Regions from separate parts of the Homo sapiens genome. Here region 2 is linked to region 1. Evidence: chromatin loops called from intact Hi-C (ENCODE). Cell type or tissue: sigmoid colon. All regions are shown on one strand.

The links. Hi-C counts contacts between places; a loop is a spot of excess contacts. Peaks named below come from ENCODE experiments on the same cell type or tissue, not always from the same donor. Only the 100,000 strongest peaks of a DNase experiment are listed, where the experiment ranks them.
Region 2: a loop joins it to region 1, with 3 times the contacts of the local background. A loop is called at or near these places in 2 of 110 quality-filtered maps.

The regions. Positions count from the first base shown.
Region 1 is chr6:93,414,123-93,422,122 of GRCh38, reverse strand. EPHA7 (EPH receptor A7) reads left to right here and starts at 2,564. Exons shown (of 17, transcript NM_004440.4): 1 at 2,564-2,878; 2 at 7,356-7,420. The coding sequence starts at 2,782. RefSeq lists a silencer at 2,317-2,516. In sigmoid colon, a CTCF peak has its summit at 3,768; DNase peaks (open chromatin) are centred at 2,412, 3,092, 3,482, 4,962 and 1 weaker place; H3K4me3 peaks cover 8,000 bases; H3K27ac peaks cover 637 bases; H3K27me3 peaks cover 2,171 bases.
Region 2 is chr6:93,563,832-93,571,831 of GRCh38, reverse strand. All of the region lies in intron 3 of LOC105377899 (a long non-coding RNA gene), which reads right to left. Among named protein-coding and RNA genes, the nearest start is that of TSG1, 140 kb to the left of the region's middle. In sigmoid colon, no CTCF peak of the experiment used is centred here; no DNase peak of the experiment used is centred here.

The DNA of each region.
Region 1 (8,000 bases):
AATTGATTAGAAATAATATGCTTAAATCATAAAATGAAGCTAAAATAAATTGTAATGGTGTGAGGAAGTTCACCATTATGTTATTTTAAAATGAGAAAGTTTTGTATACTGATAATTTTTATGTCAGTGGCTTCATGTACAAATAGGTCTATATGCTTTATCATTAGTCAAATACAGTCGAGTGTAAATTTATATATTAATCATATACTGTATGCTGAACACTGTCTTCTTGACTGTCATTTATTTTTATTTAAATGCTCCGAATTCTTTGTCAATATATCTAGATACTACAAAAGAAAGAAGAGAAGTTTGAAAAACCTAAAAATCAGTATCACTGTGCAGCTATGCAGGGAGAACTGTCAGCAGCCTGGCACATGTGCATTTAATGTGAAGCTTCTTGTCTCTAAAAATAAGAGTAAAGTTACACATGCCCCTGTGTCTGACAGAGAGAAGGGACACAAAAAGAGGACTCACTATACCACCTACACTCATCAGAGGAGTGAAGGATGTTACTTCTTTGGTTTCCTGGTTTTAATGGAAAAGTATTTGTATTCACATCATTGAGTATTAGTCATTCAATAGATGAAAGGAATATTTTAAACTTTAAAGGCCACCTTGGTGTCATTTTAAGAAGTGGGGATGAGACCCTGGGGAAAGTGTTGAAATCCTGGAGAATTCGTTTTAACTATTAGAAGTGGTTTAATATTTGTAAGTTTGTAGTTCTGTGAGTTCTAAAGACTAAGTGCAGGGATTTATGTTTTTAACTCTTATGTTTTAGTTTACAAGTTTCATCCTTAAATCATCTATTTGTGTAAATAAAGCTTCATCTCCTCTATAACAAGTGTGTTCTCCCCATATTTTTTTTTGTCTCTTTCTAAGGTTAATCTATTACGCATTTACATTTTCTATGCATCCTTTAAGGGACACTGAAGATGCTTTTTGATACACTTTCTAAAATATTAAATAGGCATAATGGCTAGGAATATGTAACATTGAAGAAATGTTTCAGAAACTACAGAATCAAAGAGGTTTAAAGAATAAATTTCATATCTCTCTTCCATGTTATTTTATTAGGCAAATAAAAACTACAGGAGACAATTTAACATAAAATACAAATAAATATCTGGGGGTTGTCATCTTAGAGAACTCCCTACTATAAAAAGCAGAAACAACTCAATTTACTTTATATTTCCAGATAGAAAGGTTGGAAAAAGTTTGGAGCCTTATGTGAGATCAAACTTTGGATCTATCGGAAATAAAAGGAAATCATAAATGACTGAGAAATATTTTTAAAGGAAGAAATTATAGGACAAAAAAAGAAATTCATCTTAAACATGTGATCAAGTTACTCTGTGTGACCTTTGAAATTGAAGATTTGGCAATTAAAATTTTAAAGTTCTTCCTCTTATTACCTACCTCTTGAATACAAAGTGTCCGAAACTGCCTAATGGAAAACAGATTTCTCTACGCAGCCTTCCTTGCCGTTCGGGTTGAATGAATTCAACTGGAGATATTGGTTATGACTTTTTTTATTCTTAGTTTCTCTTTGAAAGATAAGCATTGAATAATTCCTGAAAATGGTAAATACTTGCGAAGAGAAAGGTCTTGCTTTATGAATTTAATACGTAGTGGCATTCTTTAAAATTCAGTGTAATTTATGCAGCGAAATGGAAAACTATCAAAGTGGAGGCAATCCAAGGAAAACCTTAGAAAATGATAAACGCGTAAAAAAACGATACGCAACCATCAGAAGGTTCTCTCCTAATGTCTCACTTCGCTCAACAAACTATGGTGAAAAGACAGGGCGGAGGAGAAGGGGCGCTTAAAACAAAAGACTTCCTTTCCCACTCCCTTTTCCTCTGTTTCTTTTGCCAGAGCTTGTTGCAAACTCTTGGAAACATTGTTTAAACATAATACACTTGGTTACTTTATTCTTTCAGGGATTGTGGTGGGTGGTACCTAAAACTGACGGCTCTTGGAGTAACAGAAAAAGAGAAGTAGAAACTTTTCAAAAAGGCAAAAAACAAAGTTACCCAGCCCGCGGAGGTTCTAACAACAAAAAAGTAAAACACACTTTACTTAAAGGCACAGCTCATTTCACTGTCCGGGCTCCGTGCTTGGTAGCTGAGAGAAGGCTTGCTTCGCCTCTGGTTTCTAAAAGATCGCGCGGAGTACAGCTATAGAAAAGAGTGTAAGTTGGGAGCGTTATTCTCGGATTTATTCTGCTACGCGAAAGCTGCGGTTGCTAAAAGCAGAGCGTCCAAAGCAGCACACACCTCGGCTACCATCCTCGTTCTCCTCTGAACATCCAGCGCGAGCTCAGAACCTGGAGGGAATCCTGGACCAGCAACCTGACTCCGCTCGGCACCGATTGGCTCCTGCCTCGGACCCCGCCCCCGTGGCCGGGGCGGCCATTTCGCCGGGACCCGCCCCTTGGCCCTGGGAATCGCCTCCTGGCAGGCCGGCTGTGCCTGCCACTCAGCCCGAGTGGCGGAGGCTCTCAGCTCGGAGCCCCGCCCCCTCCCCCCCTAATTGATATTATTGGAGTGTGGAGCAAGCGGCCGGTCTGCAGTCGGAGACTTGCAGGCAGCAAACACGGTGCGAGCGAACAGGAGTGGGGGGGAAATTAAAAAAAGCTAAACGTGGAGCAGCCGATCGGGGACCGAGAAGGGGAATCGATGCAAGGAGCACAATAAAACAAAAGCTACTTCGGAACAAACAGCATTTAAAAATCCACGACTCAAGATAACTGAAACCTAAAATAAAACCTGCTCATGCACCATGGTTTTTCAAACTCGGTACCCTTCATGGATTATTTTATGCTACATCTGGCTGCTCCGCTTTGCACACACAGGGGAGGCGCAGGCTGCGAAGGAAGGTAAGGTGATGGGAAAGCAAAGTTTGTTCTGACTTATTTATTTAGATGTCTACCTGCACAAGCCAGCTCGTCCGCGGCGCTGCCGGCCGCGCCTCCGGCGCCGGGCGACCCTCCCCCGCCGGCTCCCCGCCCCCTCACCGCTGAGGCCGCTCCTGGCGGACCAGCGAGCGCGAACCAGGGCTGTTCCGAGCCGCCTACAGCCCTGTGCCCGGAGCCGTCCATCCGACGGGTGCGGGATTTCTGGCGCGGGCAGTCTGGAGGGCGTGAGCAGCAACGGGGGTGGGGTGGGGTTGGAGGAACTGCCGGCGAGCTTATTTCTTAGTACCTCAGGCGGGTCACATCTCTCTCTAGCTCGGTCTTCCTTGTCTCCTTATTCGCCTTCTGTGGGAGCTGCGGCCAGAGTTGGGTTGGAGACTGGGAAATGCAGCCCCTACCGTCTCCGCCAGCCCGCCGGCGAGTGGCGGGAGCCCGGAGCCTTCCCAGAGGGACCGAGACTTCGATGAGCTCGGAAAGCTCGGGTTACTAATGAAGTGCTCACTGCGTCGGAGGCGGCGGCGCGGTCCTGCGGTTGGCGCTCGGCCGCCAGCACGGAACAATAACGCCGCGGAGGTGAAGCGCGGCGTGCGGCGCGCGACCCGAGGGCCGGGGATGTCTCCATTCAGCGCGCGCTGCGCGTCGGGCCCAGCGGTCATGGGGGCAGCGGCAGCCCAGCGGGCTTGGTCGGGCCGTGGAGGCAGGGGGCGGGCTGGAGCTGTGCAATTTGTAAGGATGCCGCCTGGGCGACTCAAAGTCCCCAATTATTTGCCCCATAGTGCAGCAATTGAGGAATCCGAGTGCCCAATCCTTGCCAAAGACCTGAACCCTGAGGGTTGGTTCTGGTAGGAGAAGGCAGGTTTTATTTGGCAAGCTGTTACAGATACGCCTGTATATGGTTATGTTTTCCTTCTTTGAACCTTTGACAGAAGGTAAAATACCTTTCGGTGCCTGTAGTTGGAGCTGGGGAAAAATAAACCCTGTCAATGGAAGTCTCTTGCTTTTGAGCAGTGTCACAATCCCATCCCCAACCCCCCTCATCCCGTCGCCCCCCTGGTCTTTCAGGCTGTGTATCTAAGTTTCATTTTTCGATCTGTTAAAAGCAGAAGAGAAATAATTACTTATTCCTGATGTGTAGAGGGAGAGGAATCTGTTATGAAATTTAGGTCATGGTGGTTATCGGGCGGGGTGTTGAGGGGACTTACATATAGGTCCTTGATTCATCTATTTCTGAAAACTTAGTGCACCTTTTCTTTATTCTCATCGTGCACTCCTCTTAGTTCGCTCAAGCCCCCCTCAAACCCGGCGCCAAATTCTAGTCCTTCTTTCAGCCTGACCTTCTGACCCCACTTTCCACATCTGCAACCTGTATAGATGCTGAACCCATTCAGAGAACCCCGTGCCTCCAAGCTGGCGGTTACGCGTTTGCAGAAGGACGGACATCTGCTAGAAACGCACGCTCATCCCCTCCAAAACCACATTTCTACTCCCCTGACGTTAGCGATCAGAAACCTTCAGCCCTGGCATACTGTGATTCCTCTGGAATAGCGGACCAGAGGAAAAGTTTGCACCGCCGCGGCGAAACCCCGCGCGCGAACACACGCAGACTCGGGCTGGAGTTTGGGCTATAAATAACTGCATCACTAGGGGGAGAGGTTCCTGCAGCCAGAATGTCTAGTTCTCTTTGCTCTTCTGGGTGCAAGCTACGTGAAGAGGATTCTGATTCTAAGAGCCTGAATTCTTTAGATGCAGAAGTGTGATGTATAAAAGGCGCGGGGGTGATGGGAGGGAGGGTGGTGATCTGTGGCTGGCGGGCGGCGAGTGCGCCCGGCTTCTAGGCGGCGACGCCTCTAGGGCGCAGCGGCGACCAAGAGCTGGCGTTCTAGGAGTTCACAAGCCCCGAGGCGGCCCGCAGTACCCAAGGGCTAGCGCTGGGAACCGCTTGAAGCAGGTGCCGGGCCTCCTGGGGCATTTGGGGGTGGCTAGAGGAAGATAAGAAACCCCCTTCCCTCACTTTCCTTGTGCACGTTCTCTCGGGTTGGTCAGTTATCATCGCTACAGGGAGCGCGTGTCAGAGTCTGACGCTTGAAGGCAAAGTGCAGCTGCTTACTTTTTCTCTCCGTAAATGCCGCCGCCGCCGCCGCCTCTTCCTCAGAGGAGATGCTTCCCGAAAGCCACTCTCCTCTTCCCGAAAGCCACTCTCCTCTTCCCGACTCCTTCTCGAGCGAGGGCGCCACCGGCTCCCTGGAGTGCCCAGGTCTGGCAGAGGCGTAATGGATGCTTGGCGCGGCTGGCGCGCCCGTCTGGCAGCCCCCGCCCCGCCCCTCCGACGGCCCCGCCCCAGCCCCGGGACGCCAGCCTTTGCCCGCGCGGTCGTTGCCTGGGTCTGTCAGGGCGCGCCCCCAGTCTAGCCCCTCTCCCATCACCTGTTGGCCCACAGGACTCCGGGGCGCGGAGCCCTGGAGTCCTAGGCCTGGCCCCCAGCGTCCGGGTGAGCCGAGGGACTGCGCCTCCGCGGGCGCAAAGGGAGGTCGGCACTCTGCTCCGAGCGGGAAGGGATACGCGCTCTTTTGAGGGTTTAACCAGAGAGCGGACCGAGCAGAAGAGAGACGCACGGATCACTTGAGAGCGGCTTCCGATTAAACGTTCTCGGGCCGGGTTCTGTTTTGTTTTAATTTGTTAGTTTGTTTCTCTCTTAACTTGGCCATCACTGCTGTCTGCTTAGGTCCCTTGCTTCCACCCCCAGGCTGAGCTGAGGGGTAGCAGAATGGCAATAAACAGTAATCTCGCAATGTTTATTTCACTCTCAGAAATGACCCAAGAAGGTCACCTGCATTTAAAATCCTGTTGTCTATATTCAGCACACAAGAAAAATAAAATAAAAATTAAGAAAGCATCTCAAAAAGAGTAGAGTACCTGACCACCCACCTTGTTTCCCTGTGCTTCATGTCTGTTGTTGAGGATAAAAATAAACTTTAAAAATTACTTTTTATATAAATTCGCTAGTCCAACGATTTATCGATGTTACAAGTTGAAATTCAAATTGGCATTTTGAAAGTGTTGTGGGTGTGTTTCTCATTTGAAAGGGAGTCAAATGTTTCTGATCAAGTTTTTTTTTTTCCTGTCAGTCTCCCTGAGAGTCTTAAGTGTAAAACACTAAACAAAGAAACAACAACAACAACAAAACAAAAATCCTGGGTCTCTATATCTATTTTCATTTACAGTGAGTAACTTTGACTAGTGTGAAGGAATTAAACACATAATCAACTGTTCCTTTAAACAGATAATCAGTTGTTCCTTTGTTTTCTTATCATAACACATTTTTGTCTTTCAAATACATATTTTATCCCTAGTGATTGAGTTGTATAATTATTAAAAGTTCATATAAGCATGTATTTTAAGTAAAAATTTTAACATTTTTCTGAGGCTGATGTTAAGCCTATTGACATACTTAAAATTTATTCACTATTATTTCTGGACAAATTGATGCATTTGTCAAAATGGTGTAGAGTCAGATAAATATTTTTAAAGTGCAAAAACTTATGTAACTCTGAAACCAGTTTGACCAAAAGAGTGAGTGCTTTAGAAGAGTAATTGTCCAAAAAAGAAATAAAATATATCAAATAGAAATATTATGTGTATTAATATATAACATTCTAATGCATTCTCATACTGATAGTATCAGGAGCATTTATAACACTTTATATACATTTTAAATTAATCGCATTATGCTTTTTGATAGCATAAAAGTGAAATACAAGTGATTAGAAGTCAGAGTTGATACCATTTTGAGAATTATCTATCACTTTGAAAATTAAGAAATTAAAAAAAATGCTGAAAAAACTGATGCTTGACTAACCTGAATAAAATCTTGCAAATAATAGGCAATTTGGTTTTCTGATAACATTGCTTAACAGTTTTTAACATTTCTGTATTCATTTTAGCTTAACGACACTGTATGTGGAAAGATTTTTTAAAAGATAAACTCCAATTCTCAAAAGACAATAGAAAATACTGCTGGCAGAATGTTACAAATTAATGACTGGATCAAGAGTAATATAGGAATTATACCTTATTATGTTCATGTTATTGTATTTGACAAATTTGAACAGCTCAATGGTTTACAAAACCGTAATATATAATTACTGTGGAATTAATGTATCACATATAAAATTTCTACCCTCATTCTAATATTGCATTTTAAGATTTAATATTGTAATTAAAGCATACCAAATATAATATTGGTGTCTTAATATCTTTTTTCCTTTAAGGAAGTGGAATATACATGTATCAGGAGGGTGTTCATTTCACCATTGATTTACATAAATAACTACAGATCTTAAGTCATATAGTGATAGTTATATGAAAAGATTCACCTTAAAAATGTCTACATGTGTGCGTAAGTGTTTCATGTAACATATGGAAATACAACTTTCTTTTTCAGTACTACTGCTGGATTCTAAAGCACAACAAACAGAGTTGGAGTGGATTTCCTCTCCACCCAATGGGGTAAGTTTTTTTCATCATAAAATATCACTTTTTTAAAATAAGAAACAAAACGTTTCCCTTCCCTCCAGGGTAATTATTCACACTCTTCATGTATAAACTGTTTAATTCCAAATATCTTGTCCAATATTATGTTGCATTTATAATGAGACATTGAGTTCCCTGATTAGAGAGGGTATACTTAGAACTTGGGGAAATGGAAAAAAAACCTCATAGCCATAGTCTTTTGAGTTCTTATTGTGTGGAATCATACCTCAGGGTCCAGGCTGTAAATGCTAACTAATTACAGGGAACATTCCTTTCACAAACTCACTTAAACCTCTTTAGTTGCTTTATATTTCTAGTATAATCACCATGTCAGTGGTATATAATTCTTTAAATCAGTATGTAATCAATCTGTTTTCCTATTTTTAAAAGTTTCAGCATCATTCAAAATGTACTTTAAAATATAACTAAAAATGTACTATGTTCAACATTTTGGTATACAATTTACTATAAAATATTATATAGATTCTCCAAATTTATATTATGTGCTATCCGCTGTTATTAATCAGAAATGATGGCAAAGCCTGCACATATTACA
Region 2 (8,000 bases), 150 kb before region 1:
GCTTTGGCAAAAATCCTTATGATTCTCACAATGTCAAATTGTTTTGGAAACATGCTCATTGTAAGATAAAAAAATTAGTAGACACAAAAGGACAAAAATGTCTGGAATTTTAAAGATTCATTGATTCATTCATTAAGTCAATAAGTATTTACTGGTATTTACTACATATTCAATGATTGTGCAAAGTGCTAGAAATTCAAACACAAATCTATTTACCAGATCCCAGCCCTGAAAATGCCCTTCTAAATGCTGCACTTCTACAAAGCACTCTTTCGTCATATGCTTGAGCAAGATCTGGAAGAAACAGACATGTAAACACAGTGAGACTGTGCAATGTGGGATAATATTCAGTAGGAGTCTGCAAAGAACATTTATGGCAAAAAGAGAAGATTTACATCAACTGCTTAAATAAACATATAAACTAAAGTAATTTTGTCATACTTTTAAATTTTCTGTATCCCCTACCATGGTTCTTCTTAGTTCATTTACTGAGGAAATATTTAATTCCTTACTGTTGCTATGCAATAGTGAAGAAAGCCCTGTGCTCATGGAGTTTTCAATTTAGCAGCGAAAACAAACTTTGACCAGGAATCGCAAGGGTGCCGCATGTTATAGAGGAGAAGAGGTGAGTCATTGGAACATAATAGATAGTCTTCACTTTGCTAGGCTTCCAGGAATAAGTGGAGAATGAACAGTGACTTCACAGAGTAACATGCCAGTTTCTTGACCACCATAATGGGCATTTTTATAAGCCTACCTGTTATTTGCTGGAGGGAAAATGATCAACATGATTCACATTTTAATTCTCTTTTAGGACAAGACATTATATTATTGAGAACTAAGTGTATTTACTGTTTGATTTCATTGGTTAATGTGTAATAACACATTTCTCTTGCTGATTATCTATATTACCATAAATGCTTATGGCAACAAAAAACAAAGGAACCAAAACGTTAATGGATATGAGGACATTCAGTTTTTTCTATAACATGTTCTCCAAAGCAATGACATGGTAAATAATTTGACATTACAACACAAGAAATCCACACATACTGCTTCATTTTATGTAGATGTGCTTGGGAATAAGTAGATGTACACATTTATTCAGGTCTCCAACATACTATCAGGATAACGTATTTTGGCAGCAAAGTACTGCATTGCTCACATTTTACCATTTCCATTAAACCAGAACTCTATGTATAAATTTGGATACATTTATCTTCTATTTGTTAAATTATTTATTGCATAGCACATGTCCTCTCTGTATCTGATTTTGTTGTTGTTGTTGTTGTTGTTGTTGTTGTTGTTGCAGATAAATCTGCTTCACTGGAAGATTACCTGTTACTGTGTGTTTGTTTATTCTCCCTTTACGTTTCACACAAGAACCCTAGCTCAGTGTCTGTTCTGTAGTCAGTACTTAATATATTTTTTGGTGGGTTAAATGGAATGTAATGGGTTTGAGTAAAACGTCTATCAAGTCAATCATACAAACACTTTTGAAGTAATAAATCCCAGAAAAAATGCCTGAATACTGAACAGAAGGTCCACAATTGTATAAATATCCTAACCATGATTATGATTATTTTTCTATAGTATATGGGGACATGAAAAATCAAAATATCTAAATTATTAATTTTGGCTGCTTTTTCCAACCAATCTCTTAATTAGAACTAGTAGCTAACAGTCTGATTTGAGAATTACTTTCCTCTAACTAATTTATGTTATAAAGGGAACAACATCAGTGGAATGATTAAATACTGAAGAAACAAAAGACCTAGAGAGCCCATAGATGACAAGCTCTGAATTATCAAGATTATCTTTCTAATTGCAGCCCAATTATAACAGATTGGAATGTTGCTATGTCAAAAAGAGACTTATAACCCAGATATCTCAATACCAAATAGATATAAAGAACACACACTCTCCACAAGGAAGATGTTTATTAATACAGGTTTACAGCTTGTGGAAAACGTCTTGGTAACCAGCATTAGTCTATAGGCAATAGCTTTCTAGAAGGAATTCCTAGAAGGAATAGGAATTCAAAAAATAATTCCAGACTGAAAAGGACACTAAATGTGATGAAGAGGTCATTGGGCAGAGATCAAAGGAGGTCTGCAGCTGTTCCATTCTGGTTGTCTTGGTGTGCTCTTTGATGTCCATAAAACTGTTTGGGCTAAAATCAGCCCTGCAGAGAAAGAGCCACTCCCATTTCCCCCCACCTACTTTTGCCAGCCCCACCTGGGAGTGGAGAATTGGGTAAATACCCAGACATATTGGCTATTTAAACATTTAGAATTACAGGAATATTTTTGCTTTAGATAAGATGTATGGTAGATGATTAAATAGAAAGTGTACAAGAGTTTTTTTTTTATGAATCATCTTTATGGTGAAATAGTCCACATACATATAATCTACCCATGTAAAATGTACAGTTTAATGATTTTTATTACATGCACAGATATGTGCAAATATCAGCCAAGAAATTTTAAACAATTTGCAAATATCATCACAAGAAATTTTTAACAATTTTTATCACCACCAAGAGAAAGCCTGTACCCTCTAGCCATTGCCCTTCAGCTTCTTCCCCCACCTTCTCCCCAGGCCTAATCAAACCTAACATACTTTCGGTCTTCATAGATTTATCTATTCTGGACATTTTATACAAGTAGAATTACATAACATGCGGTATTTTTTGAGTGGCTTATTAACAGAATGTTGAGTATTTTTTTATTTCTAGGTTAATTTTCTTTTTAGTCCCTCCACTCTATTTTTTATGAGTGGGAATCTCAGATTTTCAGAAATGAATCTGGTCATTCCTTCATGTGTAGTATCTTATACCATCAAAATGTTCTAATCTCTGTATACCTTTATATGTATTCTTAGAAAGTATGAGGTTACTATTGAAATAAAAAAATTAGCCACTAGGAATGCTACCTTTTATGATGTCATGCTTTGTCTCACTAACATCTTTATTATCTTGCTAAAATTTTTATTTTAAGCCTAGCAATTATTTCGTTTAGACACATTTCTTTTGGTTACGGTCCCTGAAATAAAAAAGGTTTAATTGTAAGAGGAAAAAAGTACCTACATGTGCACAGAGATTTAAGCATAAATAAAAATCTCTATCCTCATACTCTAGTTGGGCACACATTTCCTACATCTTTCACTATGGCAACAGTGCTGGCTGGCTCACTCAGGCCAAAGTGACACAAGTCTGGTATCCACTGGTGCATTTTCATAGCCAAAATGAAATTGAAAGTAATTATTGCATAACCTAAGAAATCCCTCTCCCACAATTCCTTTAACTACTTAGCTAATAGGTTTTCTGTCTGAAACATCCCAATTAGTTATAACACTTCACACTTCAGCCTGGCTGTGGAGGCTTGCCAGTACAATGATGTTAGTCTGTCCTCTGTGCAGGCAAATATCTCCACAGCAAGGAATGTGCTTTCTGAAGAATGACTATCCCAGGTACCTTAGAACATACCAAAGACAATCCAAACAACAGCATTGCAAAGTGGGTCTGTTTTATTTCATTTTAAAAGCCAAAGAGACTCAGCACCACGAAGCTAACCTGTTTCCTTAACTGGGAAATTTCACTTAATCTCTGTGACACAGAAGAAAATAATATTTAGAAAGTATCTCAATGGAAGCAATGAAGATCCCCAATATAGATCATATAGGAAAAAGCTTACCCACATGACCAAGTTTGTAGTTTATTCTGAAACTTACCCTATATCTGCATTTATACTTTATAAGCAAAGTCTGGTTGACAGGATAGATAATGCACTAACCAATAGAAAACAAAAACAGTATTTGCTTTTGTATTGAAGATTCAAGATTAAAAAAATAAACATTTTAAATATGTCTTTTTTCACCTTTATTATAATTCAAGAGTACTTCATGTTCAATTGTAAATATCGATTTGGGACATAATTTTTGGACCAACTCTTGTTTCTGAAATTTAAAAAAGAAGTTTGCTTCATTTTGTCTAGGGTTTTGTTTTGTTTTATTTTCCTCAATAAGAAAGAAGAAACTGTAAGGTTAAACATTTCAGCTTTCTTAAAAGCTTTTGATGCACTTGATTTCCTTTCAAGGTCTCATTTTCATATGTCATTTTAGGGATAGGAAAAATAATTGTGATTATGGCAATTGTAAATGGAAAGAAATGGAAGGAAAAAAAGACTGTATTAATACCTCATAAGCAAAGCACAAGGTCTTGTTTACATAAGATTTTTATGAAATATTCCTGCAATGCCTAATCATTCCAGGCAGAAGTACCTATAGGGTAGCCAGCAGAGGGGATATAGGGACCAGGGGCATATTTCATCACTGGGAGAGCCACCATGAGTTATGCCTGTCTCGTCTGTTCTTGGTTTCAAGGGGAGCCTTGGCACAGAGCTGGCCCTGGAGATAGTATTGTGGTGGCGACATAATAAACACTGTCGCCCGTAGGTTCAATAACTCAAGTGGGAAACAGCTGGGTGACTATGCCCAGGGCATTCTCTTTTCCTGTCCAGTTAATCTGTCCCTGTAGGGATGGAGGAGAAAGACACTGAGAATGAGATCACAGGAAAAGTTCAGAGAGGCCTAAAGAGCAGTGGGGCCAAGCAGCACTGCAGCCCAGGGATGCAAACTTCCCCAGCTGTCGGTTTGGACACCACACACTAATTTTAAAGCAGAAAGATAAGCCTTAGCAAGTTGTGTGCCTTCCCCAAGTAAATTTATTTCAAAGCTCTAGCCTCATTTGTACAAAAAGAGACAAATAAAAACTTACGTTTGTTATTCACTTCTAATAAGGAGAAAAATTTGCAAAAAGTGTGATTATTTTGATCCTCTCGTACTCTAATGCATGAGTTTCTCCACATGTAATATGAATGGTCATTCCTATATGGATCATAGCCATAGGTCTGTTTTTAAAATTACATATTGTAGTAAAGGTTTAACCTTAGTTTCTAATTCTGTCCAAAGGCAACATGTTGTTTTGTTTGTTTTGATGAGGTTCCTTAAAATGTTCAAACCATAAAACAAAATTATTCTAGATGGATGGAAACTAAACCACAATGTTTTAGTGAAATGAAAATCATCACCCTATTCCCAATCACTTAAGTAGATTAGGTAACAAGTTAAAGAGCCTACGATTTTTTAGGACTGGTAGACATATCTGTTAACGAACCTTATTTGCATCTTTACTCTCATGCATCTCCACTTCTGAACCTCTAAAATCACAGGTCACAGTACTTGCTACAGTTGCGGGGGTATCATTCTTTCTTCTAGGTTAGCAATACAGACAGTATGTTAATCTCTGGGAAACGCATTCAGCAGAACATCAGTCATCAAAAATGTATTCAACACTTACGTGCTCAGCACTTGATGTTCCAGTTAGAATAAACTCTGTACCATTCCTCCCACATGTGATTATTTTAGTCTTGATTTCTTTGATCATAACAATCTCTCTGCTCACATTGCTTTCCCCACGTTACTTAACTACACGTATCTCCGTTCAAATTTTGCCCATTCTTCAAGGCACGGTTCAAATGCTTCTTCATTTGGAAACTATGTATTATTTCTTTCAGTGAAAGGTGACTTCACTCTTTTTTTTTTTTTTTTTTTTTTTTTTGAGACGAAGTCTCGCTCTGTCGCCCAGGCTGGAGTGCAGTGGCGCGATCTTGGCTCCCTGCAAGCTCCGCCTCCCGGGTTCACGCCATTCTCCTGTCTCAGTCTCCCCAGTAGCTGGCACTACAGGTGCCCGCCACCATGCAAGGCTAATTTTTTTTGTATTTTCAGTAGAGACGGGGTTTCACTGTGTTAGCCAGGATGGTCGCGATCTCCTGACCTCGTGGTCCGCCCGCCTTGGCCTCCCAAAGTGCTGGGATTACAGGCGTGAGCCACCGCGCCCGGCCGACTTCACTCTTTAATGTTTCATACAACCTTATTGGTACCCAGGAACAGTTACGTAATTTGTGGGTTCCAGGACAAAATGAAAATGAAATGCCCCTTGTTCAAAATGTAGTAAGAATTTCCATCTCACACCAGGTAGAATGGCGATCATTAAAAATTCAAGAAACAACAGATGCTGGAGACGATGTGGAGAAATAGGAAAGCTTTTACACTGGCGGTGGGAGTGTAAATTAGTTCAACCATTGTGGAAGACAGTGTGGCGATTCCTCAAGGATCTAGAACCAGAAATACCATTTGACCCAGCAATCCCATACTGGGTATATACCCCAAGGAGTATAAATTATTCTGCTACAAAGACACAGGCACACATGTTTATTGCAGCACTATTCATAATAGCAAAGACTTGGAACCAACCAAAATGCCCATCAGTGATAGGCTGGATAAAGAAAATGTGGCACATATACACCATGGAATACTAAGCAGCCATAAAAGGGATGAGTTCATGTCTTTTGCAGGGACATGGATGAAGCTGGAAACCATCATTCCCAGCAAACTAACACAGGAACAAAAAATCAAACACCACATGTTCTCACTCATAAGTGGGAGTTGAACAAGGAGAACACATGGACACAGGCAGGGGAACATCACACACCCAGCCTGTTGTGGGGTGGGGGGGCAAGGGGAGGGATAGCATTAGGAGAAATACCTAATGTAGATGACAGGTTGATGTGTGCAGCAAACCACCATGGCACGTGTATACCTCTGTAACAAACCTGCACATTCTGCACATGTATCCCAGAACTTAAAGTATAATTAAGAAAAATCAATTTCCAGACAACAACAGCAGAGCATTAAACCAAATGTAGGCCCTTCTAAGCACACGGCCCTGTGAGACTGCACACGTCATATGCTCATGAAGCCAGCCCTGTCTACACCTCCTCAATGTACTAATTGCTATTAATTTTATTAATGCATGAGCTATTTTTACACATGGGTTGACTTTTCTCTTCGAATATAGTGTAGGCTCCTTGAGAACAGTGTCTGCATGTATTCCACAGTAGCAAAGAGAGTCTTACAAAATGTCAGATATTCTAAACTCTTGCTACTAAAATATAGTCCATGGACTGATTTCACCTGGGAATTTATTAGAAATGCAGAATCTCAAACTCCACCCGAAACCAACTGAATCAAATCCACATTTCACAAGATCTGCATGTAATCTGTATGCACATTCAAGTTTGAGAAGCATCATTAAACGAGCAAATGAATAGCCCTCTAAAACAAAAGTCACCATTAGGTGAGAAATTCATGCATTGGGGTATTATGTATTATTCCATCAAACTCTAATGGAAAGGTAATTTCTGCTTTTCTCAACAAGAGGGAAGTATCAGATTAAGACATTTTATTCCTCTTTTCAGATTTCAATTCAATCCCTCCCAATTTTTCTTTTCTTTGAGAAAAGGATTACTTTTCTCACTAATGATGTATAGAAGAGCCAGGTAGCTGCTGGACACATTTTACCAGAAAATATGCCATGTAAAAGATAGGTATAGGAATACAGATCTGTAAATTTCTCTCTCTCTCTCTCTCCCGCCTCTATTTCTCTTTTCTCTGTACTCTAATTTGCATATTGTTGCATATTGCTAATAAACAGTGAAATAATTCTGTCGGTGTGGCATAAGTGAAAGAAGAAAAACTGGCATATGGATTGACATCACTCAGCTTTCATCAGAAAATTCAAAAGGTGTCATAACAATTATAATGGTCTGCCTTTAATTCTCTCATTGGTTCCTATTTGAACTTTCCATATTAACACTAATCCCGAGCAGCTAACAAAGTGGTTATCTGGCAAGGTGGAATATTTTGGGAAATTCTCAAAAAATTTCAGCTCTCAATTTCAAATATACAGGAATGTACAAGTAGATTACTCTCTCAAAATGGCAACCCTGTGATTTGAGATTTAAAGGAAAGAAAAATAAGTAGAAAATGTGATATAAAATTATCAATTTCACCATATTAAGAATGATACTAAATAATTTAAATTCACCAATTTAGGAAAAAGTCCACTAAAGAAAGAGTTATTTCAATAATGCCAAAAA